2 separate regions of the Homo sapiens genome follow, and region 1 is linked to region 2. A link is a loop called in an ENCODE intact Hi-C map of the cell type or tissue named here. Cell type or tissue: K562. All regions are shown on one strand. Links, peaks and the distances in the headings refer to the core of each region. The heading gives the core; the rest is flanking DNA. Region 1 has its middle 84 kb from the start of CCNG2. Region 2 holds the start of CXCL13 (C-X-C motif chemokine ligand 13).

What was found. Peaks named below come from ENCODE experiments on the same cell type or tissue, not always from the same donor. Only the 100,000 strongest peaks of a DNase experiment are listed, where the experiment ranks them.
Region 1: it touches region 2 in a loop (3-fold over the local background); 24 of 110 quality-filtered maps call a loop at or near these places.

Annotation. Positions count from the first base shown.
Region 1 is chr4:77,236,228-77,246,386 of GRCh38, reverse strand. No RefSeq gene overlaps it. Among named protein-coding and RNA genes, the nearest start is that of CCNG2, 84 kb to the right of the region's middle. In K562, for the core only: a CTCF peak has its summit at 5,704 (motif pointing left); a DNase peak (open chromatin) is centred at 5,726.
Region 2 is chr4:77,595,848-77,605,938 of GRCh38, reverse strand. It overlaps CXCL13 (C-X-C motif chemokine ligand 13), which reads right to left and starts at 119. Exons shown (of 4, transcript NM_001371558.1): 1 at 10-119. The coding sequence starts at 73. In K562, for the core only: CTCF peaks have their summits at 4,865 and 6,338; DNase peaks (open chromatin) are centred at 4,858 and 6,308; H3K27me3 peaks cover 487 bases.

The sequences.
Region 1 (10,159 bases), core at 1,354-9,353, 360 kb after region 2:
TTACTTCTCCCTTCCCTATTCTGAAGTATTTAATCTGATAAGCCTTAGACACTATTCAGTACTCCTAACTCCAAGCTTGTTAACTAGCAGGTTGGTTTTAACTTTGCAAGTGAGAGAAAACCCAGTTTATTCTAATATCCACATCCTTGGTTACACTCCATTGGGCTGCAAGTATTAGGATTCTTTTGATCACAAGTGATCCAGAATCCCACCAACTGCATTGGCCTAGTAACAAGGAAATTCATTAGCTCACGAACTGCAAAGTCTAAACACTGTTGGCTCCAAGTGAGACTGATTCAACAGGCTCAGGTGCACCAGGAGTAAGACTTCCTTTGTCTCTTCTACCCTCCATGGTATCAGATTAAACTCTCAACCCCACCACCCTCTGGATGGGAAGTTCTAGGCACTCCCTTCATGACAAATGCTTTGCACTAATCATTCAAGTTTTTTTCCCTTCCAAATGCTCTTCTGGAAACATCAGTTCTAGCAATATCTTCTAGGGTTTCAGCGGCATGCCCATCCCTGAACTAGTCACTGTAGTCAGGAGAGAAGGGTCGGGACATGGCATACCTTAAGCTGGAGTCAGATCTATGGGGAATGGTCGATTTCTCCCTAAGGATGTCAGAGTGTGTGTAGCTGCCAACGTGGGCATCAATATTGAAGTACCTGACAAGTGTCCTAGGTAAGGTGCTGACAGTGTACGATCAACTAGGCTATCTGAGTTTTGGTCAACCTACTCGCTAAGGAGTTCCCTCTTAACATTCAGGTCCTGCTTTGGCTTGTTATTGTCCCTTGAGACCTCACAACGTGGACTCCCTGATAAGAAAAATTTGGGGGACTACAAAATGTATCTAGCTACACAGCCTTGGGATGCCTAGTCAAAAAACAAAGATCCACTTTCTGATCTGAGCAACTCATGAAAGGGGTATATCACATAAGCAACAGCCTCTCAGGCAGCTAAGGAAACAGGTATCCTCAAGTACCTGAGATTATCTTTTTCGACACTCATACCAAAGAAGCAACCCTATTAACTTATCCTACAATATGTCCAGGAATAAGTGACTCCACTGAATTTCCAACAAGTTTTTTAGCCAGACAGAAGACCACTTGACCAGCCTTACCAAAGACTTGCTGAGTTGAAACCTACAACTCACGCAATTCAGGCATTTAAGTAGTCCAAGTTTCCCAGTGCTCGGTGCAACTGGGATCAGGAGTAATTTCAGGAGCCAATTTCCTTCAACCCCATGGGATCCAGACTAGCAACATGAGGATCCATTCTCTGCTTCAGACTTAAGTGGGTTCTAAACCCTCTTGAGTGCCCTGGGATTTACAACCACATCCTAGGCTTCTTAGGTAGAGGTCTGGTGGCCATAGGACCCAAACTCCACTCAGATGCCTGCAGTGAAGAGTAATTGACCAGCAGCATCCCTGTCATGGCACAGCAGCCGAGCCTAAGGCAAGCTCATTGCTGCAAAACAGGGGACTCCACTCGTGAACAACGTGATGGTTAATACTGAGTGTCAACTTGATTGAAGGATGAAAAGTATTATTCCTGGATGTGTCTGAGTGTGTTGACAAAGGAGATTAACATTTGAGTCAGTGGACTGGGGGTGGCAGACCCACCCTCAATCTGGGTAGGTACCATCTAATCAGCTGCCAGCATGGCTAGAAGAAAGCAGGCAGGAGAAGATGGAAGAATGGACTCACTGAGTCTGCTCTGGCCATCTTTCTCCTGTGCTGGATACTTCCTGCCCTCAAATATCAGACTCAAAGTTCTTTAGCTTTTGTACTCTTGGATTTACAAGAGTGGTTTGCCAGAGGCACTCAGGCCTTTGGCCACAGACTGAAGGCTGCACTGTCTGCTTCCCTACTTCAGGTTTTGGGACACAGACTGATCCACCACTGGCTTCCTTGTTCCTCAACTTGCAGATGGCCTATTGTGGGACTTTACCTTGTAATCGTATGAGTCAATTCTCCTTAATAAGTTCCCTTTCATATAAACATATTAGTTCTGTTCCTCTAGACAACCCTAATAAAAGCAATGATGAGTCTAAGACTTACCATTGGCCAACCCAAAGCTCTTGTTTCACTTTACCACAATCTGAGGCTACCTAGCTACCTTACTTCATTCTTCATTCTGTACTTTGTGAGATTAAATGCTCTCCTGCAGCTTGTCTAAGGTGTCATTTCTGATCAATTCCTCAATGCCCAACCCTGTGTAGGCATTTGCTTCTCCTAGGACCCAGCTCAACCCAAGAATTCATTAGTATTCCCTGTAACCCTGGGCTCAAAGACCTAGAACCCAGCAAGGCCCTTATACCACCCCTCAACCTTCATGGTTAGATATTTCCCCACCCAAATCTCATCTTGAATTGTAGCTCCCATAATTCTCACATGTTGTGGGAGGACCTGGTGGAAGATAATAAAATCATGGGGATGATTTCCCCCATACTGGTTTCATGGTAGTGAATAAGTCTCATGAGAACTGATGGTTCTGATGGTTTGATCAGGGGAAACCCCTTTCGCTTGGTTCTCGTTTTCTTTGCCAGCCACCATGTGAGACATCCCGTTGCTCTTCCTTTAGTCTTCCACCATGATTGTTGGAAGGCCTCCCCAAGCCATGGGGAACCGTGAGTCAATTAAACCTCTTTCCTTTATAAATTACCCAGTCTCGGGTATGACCATTGGCAGTGTGAAAACGGACTAGTAAACCTATCTCTGCTTTACACCAAATCACAAATCAAAGCTGACATAGGCCCAGGAGCCCATACTTTATCTGGAAGAAATATCCAGATTATGACAGTAAGGCCAAAGACAGGAGACAGATGATCAAAGTGGTAAAGGCACCAACAGTTCCATCTTATACTTTGCCAACATCTGTAGTTCCATGTCTACACCAAAGGGTCCCTGATACTAAAATATGGGACAGAACTATCCACAAGGGCTGACAGCAGCAATAGCTCAGGCAGAAGTAAAGGAAACCACAGAAAGTCTTTGGCTGTGTCTTTTCCTTCATTCTTCTATCTAGACTCTTTCCAAGGAAAAACCATCATACCCTCTAAGGGCAAAGCATCAAGTCGTACTGAGCCATTAGACACTGACGGCCAAGGGTAATTCAAGGGCACTTCTCATCCTGTACAGTGACTTTGTGTGTCAGCTGCATTTGACATTGACCATGCATAATAGCATGTAGCATTGTACCATCGCTCTGGAAGCATTTCCCTGTACCAGATCACCTCAATAAGCCAGACAGGACACCACTTAGCTGGCTACACACTGGCTATTGGAACGGACAAGTGCTGCATTGCTGTTCTACCTGATGACACTGCATACATGCATGGGTTTACCATGCTGTTTTTCACATCCTGATAACATTGCATTGGGATTCACGGGGCTATGTAAGAGTAAGCAGAGGATAGGTTTGGTGCCTTTAAAGCTGCTGCTGGGATTAGAGATCCATGCAAATTACCTGCAACTTCATGTTCAGGCTATGTGTCAAAGATAGCTGGCTATAGTTGGTGCCACAATGCCCTTGTTGATATCCTTTACAGCTTAAGTTGATGGCCTGGACAGCCACTGATGGTTCAAGAGAGCATATATAGCAAAAGAGTTGCAGATATACTTGTAACAGCTAGTAACTTGAAGTATTTTGAGTCTGCCCTGATTCTTATTTCCAGGGGTAATTGACCAAACTGATTTTGGAATGCTTGGAAGTCACTTGAAGCAACTGGACCCAAATGGTTTCCTTATGCCAAAGCCACACATCACCCAGATGCATTCAAGATCACGGAGACTCCTTTTGTTATACCTTGTGTCTGCCATATTCTACCACGCTGCCAAATTCTACTATGAGGAATTACCAGAAATGCAAACCAATACCTGGTAGGATACCAGAGAAAGCTTAGAGATGCTTACAGGAGAGAATTAACTGGTCTATCTACCTTCATGGACAAGCACTCTGCACGCATGTGGAGTCACACACCGAATGCTCCAGGCAACCTCTCAGGGGGAGAGAGAGGTGGTTCAATCAACCAAGACACACTAAAAATTCAGGGTATTTCTGAAGATTTAACTCCTAGGAATTTCCACATCACTGTCTTCCCTGCTGGGCCTGGGAAGAAGCAAACAGGCAACACCACAAGGCTATCTTGAAAGAATTTTGGTTTTGGGATAAAGCCCAAAGGCGAGCCTGCAAACCTTAAGCCGTCACATTCAGAAGATACAGAAGTAGCAAAGGTATTACTTGGAGACAAGGAGAGCCCTGTTGCCTATTCACCTATTCTTTTCTTCCTGTAACAAAGATAATGAACCCTATCTTGGGGCCATGTCCATATCTCCTCAAATTCCTTTTGCCATTTCTCTGTAATCCTCAACGTTGGATACCTGTGTCTTTAAGAGGCAGCATCTGCAGTTGTTCGAGCACCTCCCTTGAGTTACTGGACCTATTTTACATGCACACCAACAGCCAGAAGTGCCCAAGATTACCACCTCTTACCCCCCACTAGACCAGGACCACCAGTAATAAATGCTGTCATATTCTCACATATGAAAGCCCAGCTCAAGCAATGGTGTAACCTCCAGCGCTCCTCTGTGAGAGGCAAGGGGATTTTGTCTGTGATCACAGCCTTGCTTGACTTACCTATCCCCTTCTTACTCATCCTGCCTCCCCAACTCCTTCACTGATTTCTTAGAAATACGTTGGTATTTCTAAGATCTCTGGTCCTGAGGAGTTCGTTACAGTTACCATATAGTTGGCTTCATAATTCTTGACAACTAATGACACTTCCAGGGTTGAAAGTCGCCTTGATTTCAGTGTTTGGAAGAAACAGACTGAGGATTTTTTCCTTCAGGCTCCTGGCACCTTCCAGTGGCTGTCTATGTTCTACCAAACATCTCCTGAAGTCCCTCTCATTATCATGAACCAGAAGCTTCCATGGTGATAATCCTACCTATCTAAAGTCACCACCTGCACATCTAACAGTTGGCTAAACTTTTCTATCCAAGAGTCACTATGGAAATTGAAAATGCACTTAGAGGACCCTGTGGGTGCACGCCAGCAAGTTCAGCTGCATGAGGGACAGCTGAGATACAGATGAGCTGCATGCATCAGTTCAACCAGGCACACATCTCATGTTCACTAATTTGCCGTGCCTTGTCACTTATCCTCACGTTAAGAGGTTAGCATGATGCTTAACAGACCCAAGAAAACTATGTTACAAGGAAAACTATGCTGTAAACCATACTGATGGTGAAAGCATGGACACTAAAGCCTTATATTCATTCCTTCACTTGAATTTATGCATGAGAAACAGCGTTATCTTGGTTCTGGAAGAGGTACCTTGAAAGACATGCCGTCCTCCACTACTGTGGCAATCCACTCTAAGGTGTACACCATTCGCATATCGAGGAATTCACTGGCTTTTCTCTAGCACTTTGTCCTGCTTTACCCCTTTTTCTGTTTGCCATGGACGTCTGCTCATTCTGCTTTGTGTCATCTGCTTGGAGACCCATTTTCCATTTACATTAACCCATTCTTCAAAGCTCCCAGTTATCCCGAACTGTACACCCCAAGTGTCCCTCATAAGACCATTATAGTCAGTCACTGTTGGTTCTTGCTCTCTAAAAGCCCCTTAAGTTGCCCAGCCCAGGCTCCATCTGAAGGAGGTTGCTCAGGGAACACAGTTCTGTGATCGAGTACTGCCCTCTCCTGGCCAAAGCCCTGAACTCAGTCCCAGCGGGTCTGCCCCTCCAGTTCACCTGTGAGACTTGTCTGATTCTCCCCCAACCCACACCACGGCCCACCTGTACTGCCTGACACGAGGGAAGTACAGGACCTCTCACATCTAAGGCAAGGGAAACTGGAGAATCAGTTAACAGCGATGTCCTATGGACTCAGACCTCATACTACATTCCCTCAGAGGAAGCTCAAGTGTCACAGTCTACTTTCTCACTGTCCAAGAGTTGGTTCGTTTGAAATGTAGACATAAAATATAGGTCACAGAATGCACCGTTCTTGAACCTAATACCTGAGGCGGCTCACTGGATGCTTTCCTGTGGACACCCTACAGCCCACTGTAGCTGATGTGATTCTGAATGACGGAGGTTGTCTGATGCTATCTGCCTATGACTTAGATTTCTTTCCTCCAATGACACAGCAGTTCCCCACTCTGGACACAGATCAGCAATTGACCGAGGGGCTAGGGAGGCAGGCATACTATGTCCTCCAAGTGCACACCTCTTGTGAGCACTTAACCTTGGAATGCTAACCTATTAGGAACTTAACGAGATCAGCCTTCATGCTAAACTCGATACAGAGTCCTGAAAGGATATCAGACCTTTGATGTAACTTGTTGCTATAGATTTCTATCCCATCCTGTCACCACACTTTATCCAACAGGACTTCAGTTAAGGGTTTGCCACTTCAGATTTTCTGCCATCACCCCTCCACTGAAAAATGACAGCTGTCACTCAGTCTCATTACCTGATCCTCAGCATGAGGTCTGCCAACAGGCCTTGGCATTACCAATCACATCCCGCAATACCCAAGGGGCAGCTTATTTCCTTTAACTTTGCTGCTAAGACTCAGTTTTACTTCAAGAATTTCTTCATTATCAAGTAATCTCACAATATTTATTCAAAGGGCTCAGACACCAACAGCAGGTATCTTCCTGAGCCACAAACCTGGGCTCTGTAGGCATTTACAAGCCTGTGGCATCACTGAAACTGTGTTGGTATCAGGAAAGAGATCCCATTATTTCCCAAATGCTAGATGAAGACCATGTTTAAAGCATCTTGGCTGTACTCTGTGGCTGTGGCAGCCATGAAGATATGCCTCAGGCCATATACAGGAAAGTAACAAATCCAAGTGTTCCACCAAGAATTAAATTTGGTGGCAAAAGCAGCAGCTCAAGATTAGAATATGTATTGATGCCTGGGCAGTGACCAGTGCTTAAGCTACCTGGTCAGAGGCCTGGATAAAAAGACTGGAAAAATTAGAAGTCCAAGATGGGATGTATGGATGCTTAAGACTTGTAGATTTTTACATCACCTGTTAAGACACACTACAAGCCAGACGTTTTGTCTGTTTGGTGAACAGGCAAAATAGCTCTGCCACTGGGTATCGGCCAGGCTTTTTCAGCAGCTAATGGGTAAATGCATATTGTAGCCACGGTAGCAGACATGGAAGATAACATGTGTGCCCAACATGGACTGCCATTTCCTAGAGAAATTCTGGTTACCATTTCTTCTGAAAGACCCACTTGTCAGACATTGAATCTCAATGTATCAGTATAAGGAGACCAACTCACTACATGGTAGCAAGTTGACTACATTAAGCCCCTTCCCGTTCTGGGAAAGCCAGAAGTTCATGTTCACAGGAATAGATATCTCATGTTGATATGGGTTTGTCTCTCCTGCTTATGAAGTCTCAGCTACCTCCCACTCCGGGGACTCCTGTGCTTCATCCACAGGTATGGAGCCCCATACAGCAAAGTGTGTTACCACTGGATTGAGGTCACAAAAGATAGACAGGCCCCAGATCACAAGGTCTACCGGCCATATCACAAAACCATTTAGAGGCAGGGAGTCTCAGAATGGTGACACAGCCTTCAGGAAACAGAAGCATGGACTCCAAGTAAACATGCTGACATTTTGGGACACCATCCTTTATGAGGCAGTGTGTTAGAGGCATCTGTGTAATACTGTATCCCCTATAGGAAGACTACATGGATGCAGAAACTAAGAAGGTTAGTCATACTTTCCATCATTCCCTGTGAGCCACTGGGTTCACTGAGTTATCCTTGTGGGGTAACAGGAGGTGGTTTGTACATTAACATGTATGAATGAAACCTGGGTCATCTACTTGGGCATCTCCTGGTACTCCCTTGACCCACTGTAACTAATTCAACAACCTACCTTGAAAAGCTAGAGCTTACTAGTGGTTCAGGCCCCTTAGTATGAAGATTTTTATCCTACCAGCTAAGAACTAGCCCTCAGCCAAGGTTATAGCTGAGGGCTAAGAAAATTCAGAGTGGATAGTTGTTGTGGCAGATTAGTGTTCATTGCAACCTGGGATCAATCTAGACACAGGAGCTGCATTTCATCCCATGCATCCTTGAGTTCCCCTGAAGAGTCCTAAGGGACACAAAGTCACTCTTCTGTGGACCTGTGTAGAGAAGTAGAGCTGTATAGCACGGGAGCCAACTATGCTTATTAGAATGTCATTCTTCCCATGTGCTGCTTCATCCGATACTTGAGTGCAGCTAGGATGCTCAAGCAGCCCTGTTTAGGGCACTTGGGACTTCTGATGGGCAATTTGGGCTCTGGTATTTATCCTTGCCAAAACAATGTCACACACCTCAGTCTCAGCCCACTTCCTACCTAACATCTTTCCTTCAGAGTCAGGCCTGCATCATAGTCCTCTTCCCAGACTCTTCCAGCTCCCTCAGTTTCCCTCACAGAACTTTCCCCACCCCAAAGTTCTTGAGCATCTAACCCCACACCTTGGCATCTGCATCACAACACAAGCCAGCAGTATAGAAGTTTTGGGTTAAAACTACAACTTAAGTACTGGAGTAAGTTCAGATGTGGAAGTCAGCTTGTAGATCCCTATGGACACACCCAAGGCTACTCCATTCAGAATAGAGATGACCACCCATGCCAGGAGTCTACACCAATCCTGAATTGCCACAATGTGGCTTTTGGCCGTTTGCTTTATAAATTCCATGCTGACGTGTTATCTGAGGCATATGGATCCTCCCTTCCAGAAGTTACCCCCCACCCTTCCCAATTGTTTTACTATGTACCAAGTTATCTCACAATTGCTCAGATGCAGTTACCTTGTTCTGTTCTAGTCTTCTCACATTCTGTGTGCCATTTATTCTATTGACCCAGACGAACTCATGATTTTCCTGGGCATAGTTAGTTGTCTGTTCATGGCCCCCAAAGTCATCCTTAAGAGGTGGCTCTGAAAGCATCCAAAATTTGAGCGGCTGGAGGAACCCAGACTGAGCAATGAGGTTAGAACTCCGATCTGTCCCTTTGGTTTGGAAGCCCACGGGAACCAGGGTTCCCTGGAATCAGGTAATTCCAACTGGTGATGCCAACATGAGGGCTGCTGTTACTAATCACGACACCACTCAGTTAATCCCCAGTTTGGTTTGTGTTTATATTCAAAAGACTTAGTTCTTTGCTTTAACACTAGTCATTGCTATGGAAGTCACACAGGTGGTGATAAGCTTCTGAATTTGTATTCTCCAGGACATATTTGAGAGCAGTACTTTGTCTTTATAGATGTAGCATATATGCTTATGAGGTGGCTGCCAAGATAACGATCGAGACAGGTGTTCCTACCAGGAGGTAGTGCAAGGAGAGCAGTGTTCAGCAACAGGAAGGAGTGCCTATACCAATCCATCACCCTTGCCTTCATGACCACCCAGCTGAGCCCTCAGGCCACTTCCCTTGGACAGTGGTGAATCCAGCCATGGGGTTTCCTCCTGACAATTCTCGTTCTGCTCTGAGTCAAAACATTGAAGCCCTGTTGCCCCAAAAGGTACAAGAATTCCAGGACAAAGATGAGGTTGACTCGACTTCAACCAAATCATTTATCTGATTAGGACAGCCTGTGACTTCCTACTCACCACATAAGGCATGAAAATAAACCTTATTACTGCTTTTGAGGTTCATATTAGGTCTAGATGTTCAGTGTGTTTTCTGCCATGTGCTTTTACATAAACCTTTCAGGAATGAAAGGTTTGTTCTCCCAGCTACTGGATGCCCACAGGCAGGCAGGCAGATGTCAGCAGTCCGCCCCTCTTGGGCTTGGCTCACCAGAAGTCACACCTCTTCCTGGGTGGCTGGCATCCAATGTTCCACCTGAGATTAAAACTCCAGACCCCTCATCCCAATGCAGGCAGGATAGCTCTAAAAGGACCTTGGCTTCAAAACCCCCTGACAGGGTTGGCTTGAAGCTTCTTTGAAGAAGGCATCACAGCTCCACTTCTTCCTTTCCTTCGCTTTCACAGGTGTGGAGCCCAAGACCACTCCCTGGTGAGCTTCCTGAGGCTCACCTCCATCTGATGATCTGCTTCCTGGAAATCCCATCCATCCTCTGACAGTTAGAAACATGTGATTCACTTGTTCAGTGAACATGCTAGTCAAG
Region 2 (10,091 bases), core at 1-8,000:
ATTTCTCACCTTGGACTGGAGAGAGGCTGCTGACCAGCAGCATGAGAAGCAGAGATGTCGAGATGAACTTCATTCTGTCTGGAGGTAGAGTTCAGACTTGAGCTCTGAGTCCAGGCTGTGGGTTTGCAGTACCAGAGACTCCTATTTATTTATACCAGTAAGGGCCCTCCCACTGCCTTTGTCTCCAGTAGGTCAGCTGCATCATCAGCTTTAAAAGCCCCCAAATATTGCTGAGCTTGCTTTTTTAAAACTTCTCTTGCAAACTTTATAAATTTGTTTCAGAGCACTATAATAAAATATTTCTTGCAAACATGGACTATAAGTGCCAGAGACACTGGAGAAATCTGAGGGTGGGGAGAAAGGATAATCTATCAGCTTGGAAGCTCCAAAGCACTGTCTTTAGTAGCGCTATTGGTGATGGTGGTTTTGAGTGCTTCTCTCAGTGCAGGGTGAGCCAGGTTTCTCAGTGGCATTAGATATATACTCCATGACATTGGGGACTCCGTCGAGCGCATCACGTCCCTAGCATGTGGAAGGGATTCCGGCCTTTGGTAGGTGCTCAGTAAATATTTGCACAGCAAATGAATGTCTCTTTATATACAGATCCTAACGCTGATTATGCTATTGATTTTCCTACCAGTCTTTTCCATCTCTTATTTTGCTATCTGAAATATATGATTACTTATATAATCTGACCATCATGGAATTCTTAGAAGGGGGCAGTAGGAGTCCCCTGCTTTGTGTGCCTGTGTCTGCATGAAGGGAGGGAGACAACAGCCTTGAGGAAGAGAATCTCTCTGGCTGTCGTGTGCAAGTCCATGAGCTTGAGAACCATGTGGCAGGGGAGGGAGTCATTAGAACTGCATTAGAGGGTGAACCCCATATTACAGTCTGACATAAACATATGTGAAGTTAGGTTTTGATCCCACCAACTAGTCCATGGGGACAATCAGCCCACAGCTTATCCCATTTTCTAGAAGCTCTTTGATTAAAAAAAAAGTATGTAGACTGGCTAGTCTGGCCTAGAGTACCACTAAACTGCCCTGGAAGTGGACAAGGATGATGTATCAAACCAGACCCACTGATCTGCTAAGAAATCAGAGGTTTGGGCTTCCTGGCGCGATTTCCTAAACAATTTGGTTTTTGCTAATCAATTAGCATTGTGGATGTTTAGCATCCCAGGTGCCTCAGTATTCATGGGGGTAGAAGTGGAGGAGTGGTAATGCCACACAACCTTCACACAAAAGCAGTTCTCCAGTCAGCCTGAACGCAGTGACAGGGCACTCATTGATCTTGAGGCAGGTTATTCTATTGTTTGGCACTTCTAGTTGTTACGATGTTCTTCCTTATGTATATGTGAAAGCTGCTTCCCTAGCAGTTTGTTTATGCTTGTGTTGTGATAAGGGGTTGAATTTTGTCCTAATTCAACCCCTTATCACAACACAAAACAATTCTAAACAGTCTTCTATATGATGGCAATCCAAATATATGAAGGCAGGGTGTGCCAGTTGTGTCCTCTGCAAAGCAGATGCTGAGATGGACATTGGAGTAAAAGAAGGTTATTCAGAACAACTCCTGCGATAGACAGAAGGAGGAAGGAGGCTGAATTGGGCAGGGGGAGCCTCAGATTGCAATGCTGATCTGGTGAAGTCTACAACAGCTCAGTGGGGAGCTCCAGAGGAAAGACTGTTTATTAGAGGGGCCCATGGTGGGCAGAAATGTTCAGACTCTTCTACCCCAACCGTGCTCGGTCCTTAGCTGGGCCTCCTCAGAAACAACATGGTCTCTGGTTGAAAGCTGAAGCAGAGCCCGAGGAGGTTATCAGTAGAGGCTGTCAGCTAACTGCACTCCTTGCCGCTGGCCAGCAAGTTATTTCTTTAAGAGAGAGTTGAGTAGGCCACCTTTGAGTGTCACTCAGGGTTATAAACTAGAGGTTAACAGCACAAAGTCTGAGCTCAGCCTGGCAATGACTTTGGACAGGTCACTTAATTTCTCTATGCCTCATATTTACCACTTTCCACATGAGGATAATAGGAATTCCAAAGGGTTGTTTGGAGAAGAAAGCACCTGGTATATGTAGAGGGTTCGGCCAAATACTGGCATGTAGAATGTATTCAATAAATAGCCTGCCTGTCTGTCTGACTATCTAATCTGTTTGGGAAAAAACTGCTCCATTGCTTCTACATTTCTCAAAGTGAGGTGTTTAGGGATTTAACTCTTCAATCCATCCACCACCCCCATCCATCCATCTGTCCATCCATCCATAAAAGATCTTACTAACTTCCACTCCAAAACCCACTTCAAAAGTAAATACTCCTATTTCTTTGAATTGATAACAGTTTGAAACTCTCTCACCATCTTGGTTTACCTTTTTGAAACCTGTTGATCTTTTCCATTGTTCCTCATAAATTATAACTACCTTCCCTTTTGCCTCTCCATCACACTCTCTGACTCACAGCCACAGACACGCATACACTTAAATGCATACATCTGAACATTGTATTACCTCAATTATGGCTTTGCCAGTACAAGCTAGAGGAAGCCCATTACCTCCTTTGTCCTAGCACTATTCTTCTATTAATAGATTCCTAGACTGAATAACATTATTCTAGTCACTTATATTGAGTTGGTAGGCAATAACATTCCTGTTTTTGAATGGTCAATTTCTTACAGTGTCTAATTCATTTCACTCTTTTGTGATATGATCTTGAGACCCAAGTATAGAAGTTTTACATTTACCTCTAAGTACTATATATTTTCTTGTGAGAGCAAAAAAATGAGTGATACTGACAAGAACGGGAAGAGTATAGGGACAAAGTTACCTGAAAGAGAGCTCTGAATAAACCTAGGAAACTCCTAAATTGGCTGCTATTAAAAATAGGACCACCAGGTCAAGGAACTAATTGCAGAACAATTCTAAAATCTGACTTCAGTTTCTTTAATGCCCAGAGCTCTGGATTTAGCTTATTTAGACCAAAGAAGCCTTATTCATGTCTGCCCTAAGATGGGGCTGGAGGTTGGGCAGCTCTCTGATAGCCAGATGATTCTAGAAGTTTCAAGTCCAACACTACATGATATCTTATGGTAGAGGTATAAATTTCAAAAACTCTGATGACAAGAAGAAAAAATATTTAAACAAATAGATTTAAAACTCAAATGGAAACAATTTATTTTTAAAATAGATTTTATAGATACCCTTGTTTAGAAACATAAAAATACATAACTTGGTTTATATCAAACCTGATTTTTATCATCAGATACATAAAATGAGAAAATTATAGGGAAGTTTTTTTTTTGCTTCACTTTGGAATCGAATCAGATTTTCTTTCCAGACCCAAGCATAACTGGGTAATTTAGAACCTTGGTACTTAAATTGTGATCCAAGGACTGGCATCATTAACTTCACCCGAGAGCTAGTTTAAAATGTAGAATCTCAGGTCCTGCATTCAACGAGATTCTCAGGTGGTTTGAATGCATGGGCCTGGTCTAACATAAGCTGCATAGTTTGCTGTGGCATGCTATTTCTGGATAAAGATATTATGCACATTCAAATTATCTTCAGAGATATGTTTGGACAAGACATTTCCTCAGAAAATGATGCATAGATACCTTATTTTAGTAAAAGTGGACAGGACACATCCACTGTAGATGTCAGTACTCACTGACATCTAAATGCAGAGCAGTGACAAGAAGGAAACTCTCTCTCAAGATATCAAAAAGTGAAATGTCACTAAAACAGTGAGATGGCATAATTGGACAAAGTATCTGACAATCTAGGTAGTCAACAGGTATTAAACAGAGAGTTAACGGTAGAGTTTCACAGTGATTAAATAAAGTAGTTTGTAGTAAGAGATAGGACAAATGTCACTGTGATACAATTGAGAACATTTTCTTTCATGCCACTCAACTAGAAAACAGAAACTTACTGTATCCTGTTAACACATGTTTTAACCTGCTGAACATCTGACATCTGTTTGCTCCCACATAACTTTCAGCACAATAGAAAAGTATTATAACCTTGGAGGTGAGAGCTCAGGCTCTGAAATCAGACTGGCTCGGTTTGTATCCCGACTCCAACACTTATTTGCCTTGTTAACTTCCCCAGGCCACCAGTATCAGTAACATCATCTCAGGGGATTGTGTAGGTTACATAACAGTGCTTGGAAAGTGTTTTACTCAGTGTTGGGCAAATAGCAAACACTTCAATAACTGTTAGCTGTTTCTTTTTAACCTTTGTGAAAACACAAAAACGTGAAGTACATGAAAAAGTAACTTTGCTTAGTTTGCAAGTGAAGCTCCTGCTGTGAATTAAAATGTCACAGCATTTAGGTTTCCAGTAGGCACATAGGTGATACTTTGAGATTATGACTCCAGAGTTCTCTGGTTAAAGAGCTGTTCTTCTTTGACGCTGATCATCCACACTTTGTTTTTACCTACTCTCCTCACAAGTTACTTGTAGAGGTTTGTTATTTCATACAAATGTACTGAAGTTTTACACAGGGGGTGTTTTATTTTTTTTCATCATTTTCTTTTTATTTTACCATTTTTTAAACAGCTTTATTGAGGAATAATTTATATAAAAAGAACTGCACATATTCAGTGTCTGCAATTGGATGAGTTTGGACAGTGCAAATCCTGTGCATTTTGCCATCATTTTCATCTTGAGCGAGCTGCTTTCAACAGCCTATTTTTTGCCACACCATGATTTCAAGACCTATACCTGCAGAAAAGACATTTTTCAAAGGTAATTAAATTCATATTTCAAGTGTTGTTTAAACCCAACTTAAATGCAGGGAAGCCACCACAAACCTAAAACGTGTGTACCGAAAGCTATTACCTTGTAGGGTGGTGATTCCCCAAGAGACTGCTAGGTGGCAGCATTACTTACAGAAACAGTTTGCGGGAAGGAAAAGGTCTGTCCTCAGGTAAAGAAGACCCTGCCTGTGTGCTGACCAGAAGGGGTGTGTTGCATTATTTCAACATTCAAATCATTTATTTGATTTGACTTATTGCTTTAAAAATATTGTGAGGTTTGAGATTTTTTTGATTAGGCTGAAATATTCATGAAGGAGGGGAGAAAAACCCCTAAAAATCTGAAATAGTCCAACAAATTCTTGCCCAAATCCAACTCCTTATTCCTGAGGTTGCAAAATCAGATTGCATATTGGTCCTCTGGCATGAGATCACATTCGGCCTCAGCAGTGGCTGGGCTTGTACCTTCTGTGATTAGAAAGATTTCTGAGAACAGTGAGGCCACCACATACCAATGTCAAAGTGATCAAGCAATTGTGCTTTTGCTTTTAAAGCATAGTGCATGCAGTGAGCATTAGCAAAATACTCATCTTGTTTCTCCTCTACTGACGCTATAATGTAATCATATGTCATCATATATAATCATATGTCATGTAGATAATAAGTCATCATCTACTTTTCTCATTCGGCATATATTTATGTTATAACCATCAATGAAGACCTGGACATTATAAATAAAAGTCAATAGTTTCATTTTCCAGCAAGAGAACCCTTATGCAATTTTGAAAGTTTTTGGCATATCACTTTGTTCCCTTGATATCAGCTAATCTGCAAACCTCAGGTGCCCCCAAGTAATCTTCTCAGTGTCATATTGCTTTGCTCTTTTCTCTTCTTCATCTAACTAGCTATTCCGCTCCTCTCACTGTGTACTCTCTCCCTAGGGGTGTGTGTCTCTTCCCAGTCCTTCAAGTTTACATGTAAGTCCTCTCACATTGGTATCTATTCAATAGCCTAATTACTGGTCATTTCTTCATAGAGGCCTCCTAGATACTTCTCACTAATCATATTATCCCCAAACTGAACTTAGTGTCCTCAAAACCTGCTCTATCTCCAATATTCCAAGTCTTAGTAAATGGTATCATCATTCACCCAGTTGCTCAAAAATTTGCTTAAAAACCAGGGAAGTTATCTTGAACTCCTTCATCGCCTTTAATCCCCATATCTATTTGGTCTCTAAGAGCTGGCACTTGTATATCTTAAAATAGCCTGACTTTCTCCACTTTCCTCCCGTTTCACTGCTAGAAACTATTCCCAGCCACCATTGTCCAACTACTTCAATAGCTTGCTAACTGCTCTTTTCCCATCCCCAATCCCAATCCACTTTCCACACTGCAGCCAGAACCATCTTCTCAAAACACAAAGCTGTTTGTGTCTTTGCTGTGCTGCAAAGGCTTCCCACTATCCCCTGTGTGGAGAAGTCCTTAGTGGATCCTGGTGCTCTCTCCAACTTCCTCTGCTGCCTCATCCCTTTGCTGTCCACCCCAGTTCTCACAGATGGGGTTGAGGACTCTTTGCAATCACTTTGACCACCACTAGGGGCCTGAAGTTCACAGGTTGAATATCTTCTCCAAGTACTCCAATTTACGTTCCAAATGAATACAGTCGGCCTTCCTTATCCATAGGGTTTCACATCTGTGGATCCAACCAACTGTGAATCAAAAATATTTTAAAAAGGACCATGTCTGTTCTGAACATGTACAGATTTTTTTCTTGTCATTATTCCCTAAACAATATAACTATTTACATAGTGTTTACATTGTATTAGGTATTATAAGTAATCTAGAGATGATTTAAAGTATACAGGAGGATGTGCACAGGTTATATGCAAATACTACCCCATTTTATATCAGAGACTTGAGCATCTATAGATTCTGGTATACACGGGAGTCTTGCAACCAATCCTCACGGATACCAAGGAAGGTTCATTGGCAGTACCTAGATATTGTTAATGTTTTTTTTCCTCTAGCTCTACTCCTAAGACTCCATTTTTATTTACCTTCAGTAATAGTGTTGGGGCTGGCCGGGTGCGGTGGCTCATGCCTGTAATCTCTGCATTTTGGGAGGCTGAGGCAGGTGGATCACCTGAGGTCAGGAGTTCAAGACCAGCCTGGCCAATATGGTGAAACCCTGGCTCTACTAAAAATACAAAAATTAGTCGGGCATAGTGGCAGGTGCCTGTAATCCCAGTTACTATGGAGGCTAAGGCAGGAAAAATCACTTGAACTCGGGAGGCAGAGGTTGCAGGGAGCCGAGATCATGCCATTGTACTCCAGCCTGGGTGAGACTCCATCTCAAAGAAAAAAAAAAATCATTGTGTTGGGGCTAGGCCAAAAATGGGACATGAATATTTTCAAAGCTTAGAGTTGGGCGACACCTCACCTTCCTTCTGTAGAATGTGTTCACTATGGAGTCTCAATGTGTTAGTGTATAACGAAGAAAAGTTTTCCGCAATAACCTGCCACTCTACTATATTGCCTCTCCCTTTCTGGTGGTGTAGCATCTCTCATGAGGCATCTTCCAGATTCCATAACATCTTTTTGTCACTTTTTGTTATTCAAATAGTCTTATTTCTTTGTTGAATAAATTTCAATGTTTGATTCAAAGCTCTTCTCTCTTCCAGCTAACATAGATGAAAACTTTGACTATAGAGGCTTGGAGTGGGTGAGAAAAGCATAGTCTGGTTGTTCTATACTTCCCCTTCCCTCTTCCAGGCTCTGAAAGGGACGAAGGGATTGGGGATGGAATGGTTATCTTTCATGGCAAGACGACAGGCACTATCCAGCCCTGTTACTCCCCACTGCTCTCTGTTAACTCTATGGATGTGGCTGAATCTCTCTGCAGAGTCTCCCTAATACAGTGCAAACTAATATGGCAGACTCGATTCTGAACCAACGGCTTCCGCAAATCTTCAGCTGCTACCACAGGAGCATATTCCACAGCCCCTTGTTGCTGGGATCCCCTTGCTCCATGCCAGTCCTTTGGAGGCAGTATACTGTCAAGACAGGCAAGCCTGGTCATCTCCCGCAGTGTCCACATGACCCACAGAAGACTTGCTTTGCCAGACAGTAGAAAAACAGGCTGACTCAATGGTTCCCTTTTCTCAGCTTCTTGTCTTCCTGTCTCCCCTTCTCCAAGCTCCAATGACATCAAGCACTCTGCTGCTTTAGTGGCTTGCCAAAGTTCCGAAGAGAAATGAGAGGGCAGGGATTCTCTTATACACCTGGCAGTCTCCCAAAGCTCTCTCACCTCTCCTAGTCTTTTCATTTCATTGACTTAGGTGCTGGTGGTGGGCAGGTGCCTCTTGGTAGTCCCTGTGGGTGGTCAGCCTTGGTGCTGCTGGTGCTTTGGACATAGAATGTGGCCACAGAGCAGATCCTGTTGCCCACCCAAGAGCCATTTGTGCACTTCCACCATTCTAATAGACCCTATTCATTTGAATATTCAACTTCTTCCATATTCCAAGACTCTTGGTGGGGAAATCTTTATTTTCTTAAGCCAACCATGAGAATTTCACTTTTCTAAGGAATTGGGGTCTGGGAAAGAACTTTTTTACTTTAGCTCTTAAAACAGGGATAATGTAAAAGGCGGCCCCTTCCTGCCTTAGGAAATTGTCCTCAGGCTAGATTCACTCATGGCACAAAGTGGCTGCATCAATTCCAGATGTTACATCCAGGTTCAACAAAACCAACACATGGAGAAGCTCCTTGCCAAAAGAATGGAAATCTTTTTTAAAATGACATATTGCTTTAGTTTATGCAAAAAGATTAAAAAATATACTATTCAAAATGAATGCATTCCTTTTGCCCCCAGGGGAAAACCTAAGTATCAATACATTAAAAAAAATATGATTTACACAATTAGCTGGGAAGTCTACAGAGCTTCAATCTAATAATCAGTAAAATATTCCCTCTGAATCAATTAAAAATGTTTTTAAGTAATCTATCATTTTTTAAATGTTTCTCTATTTCCCCCACCTCCTCACCCTTGATAACCACTACTCTGCTTCTATATGTTTGACTGTTTTGGATTTCACATATAAGTGAGATTATGCAATATGCTTCTTTATGTGTCTGGCTTATACTACTTAGTGTAATGTCCTCCAGGTTCATTCGTGTTCTTGCAAATGGCAGCATTTTCATCTTTTTAAAGGCTGAATAATACTCCACCGCATGTATAGATCACATTTTTCTTTACCCGTTCTTCCATCAATAGACACTTAGGTCATTCCCACGTCTTGGCTATCGTGAGTAATGCTGCAATGAACGTGTGGATGCAGATATCTCTTCAGGGTATTGACTTCTTTCTTTTCTTCTTTTTCTTTTCTTTTTTTTTTTTTTTTTTGAGACAGAGTCTCACTCTTGTTGCCCAGGCTAGAGTGCAATGGCGCGGTCTCAGCTCACTGCAACCTCTGCCTCCCGGGTTCCAATGATTCTCCTGCCTCAACCTCCCCAGTAGCTGGGACTAGAGGCACCCGCCACCATACCCAGCTAATTTTTGTATTTTTAGTAGAGATGGGGTTTCACCATGTTGGCCAGGCTGGTCTCTAACTCCTGACCTCAGGTGATTCGCCCACCTCAGTCTCCCAAAGTGCTGGGATTACAGGCATGAGCCACTGTGCCCAGCCCAAGGTATTGATTTCATTTTGTTTGGGTGTATACACAGAAGAGGGATTGCTGGAGCGTATGATAGTTCTATTTTTAATTTTGGAGTAACCTCCATACTATTTTCCAAAATGACTGTACTAATTTACACTCCCACCAACAGTGTACGTGTTCCCTTTTCGCTACACTCTTGCCAACAGTTACCTCTTGTCTTTTTGATAATAGCCATACAAACAAGTGGGAGGTGATACAGAGATGGTCTTACTCAAGACAAAACCTATACCTAGCAATTTTGGTTACTTAGAAAATCATCTTAATGGACACACACTGTTAGTGTTTTTGCTTGTCAGCTTTAGATCTTAGCTCCCTTCCGGGACAACAGGAAAAATTCCATTGTATTTCTTGTTATACTGCCTTCTATCTGCCTCAGTAATATGAAAAGGGACTTTGTTTTGTTTGCAAAAAGTAACAATTTGTTGAGTATGATTAGGTCAACAGAGGGAGTGGTTAATTCCCCATTTGTACCCAAGCTGAAAGACTGTTTGGACCCATGGGAGAGGTGTTTGAGTGCCAAATTGAGGAGCCTCTATGTGATCACATCTCTGGATGCAAGCATGCTTGTTTGGAGCCCAGGGGACATTGTCTTAGGAAGTGGGACAGAAAACTGGGGAGAGAGTC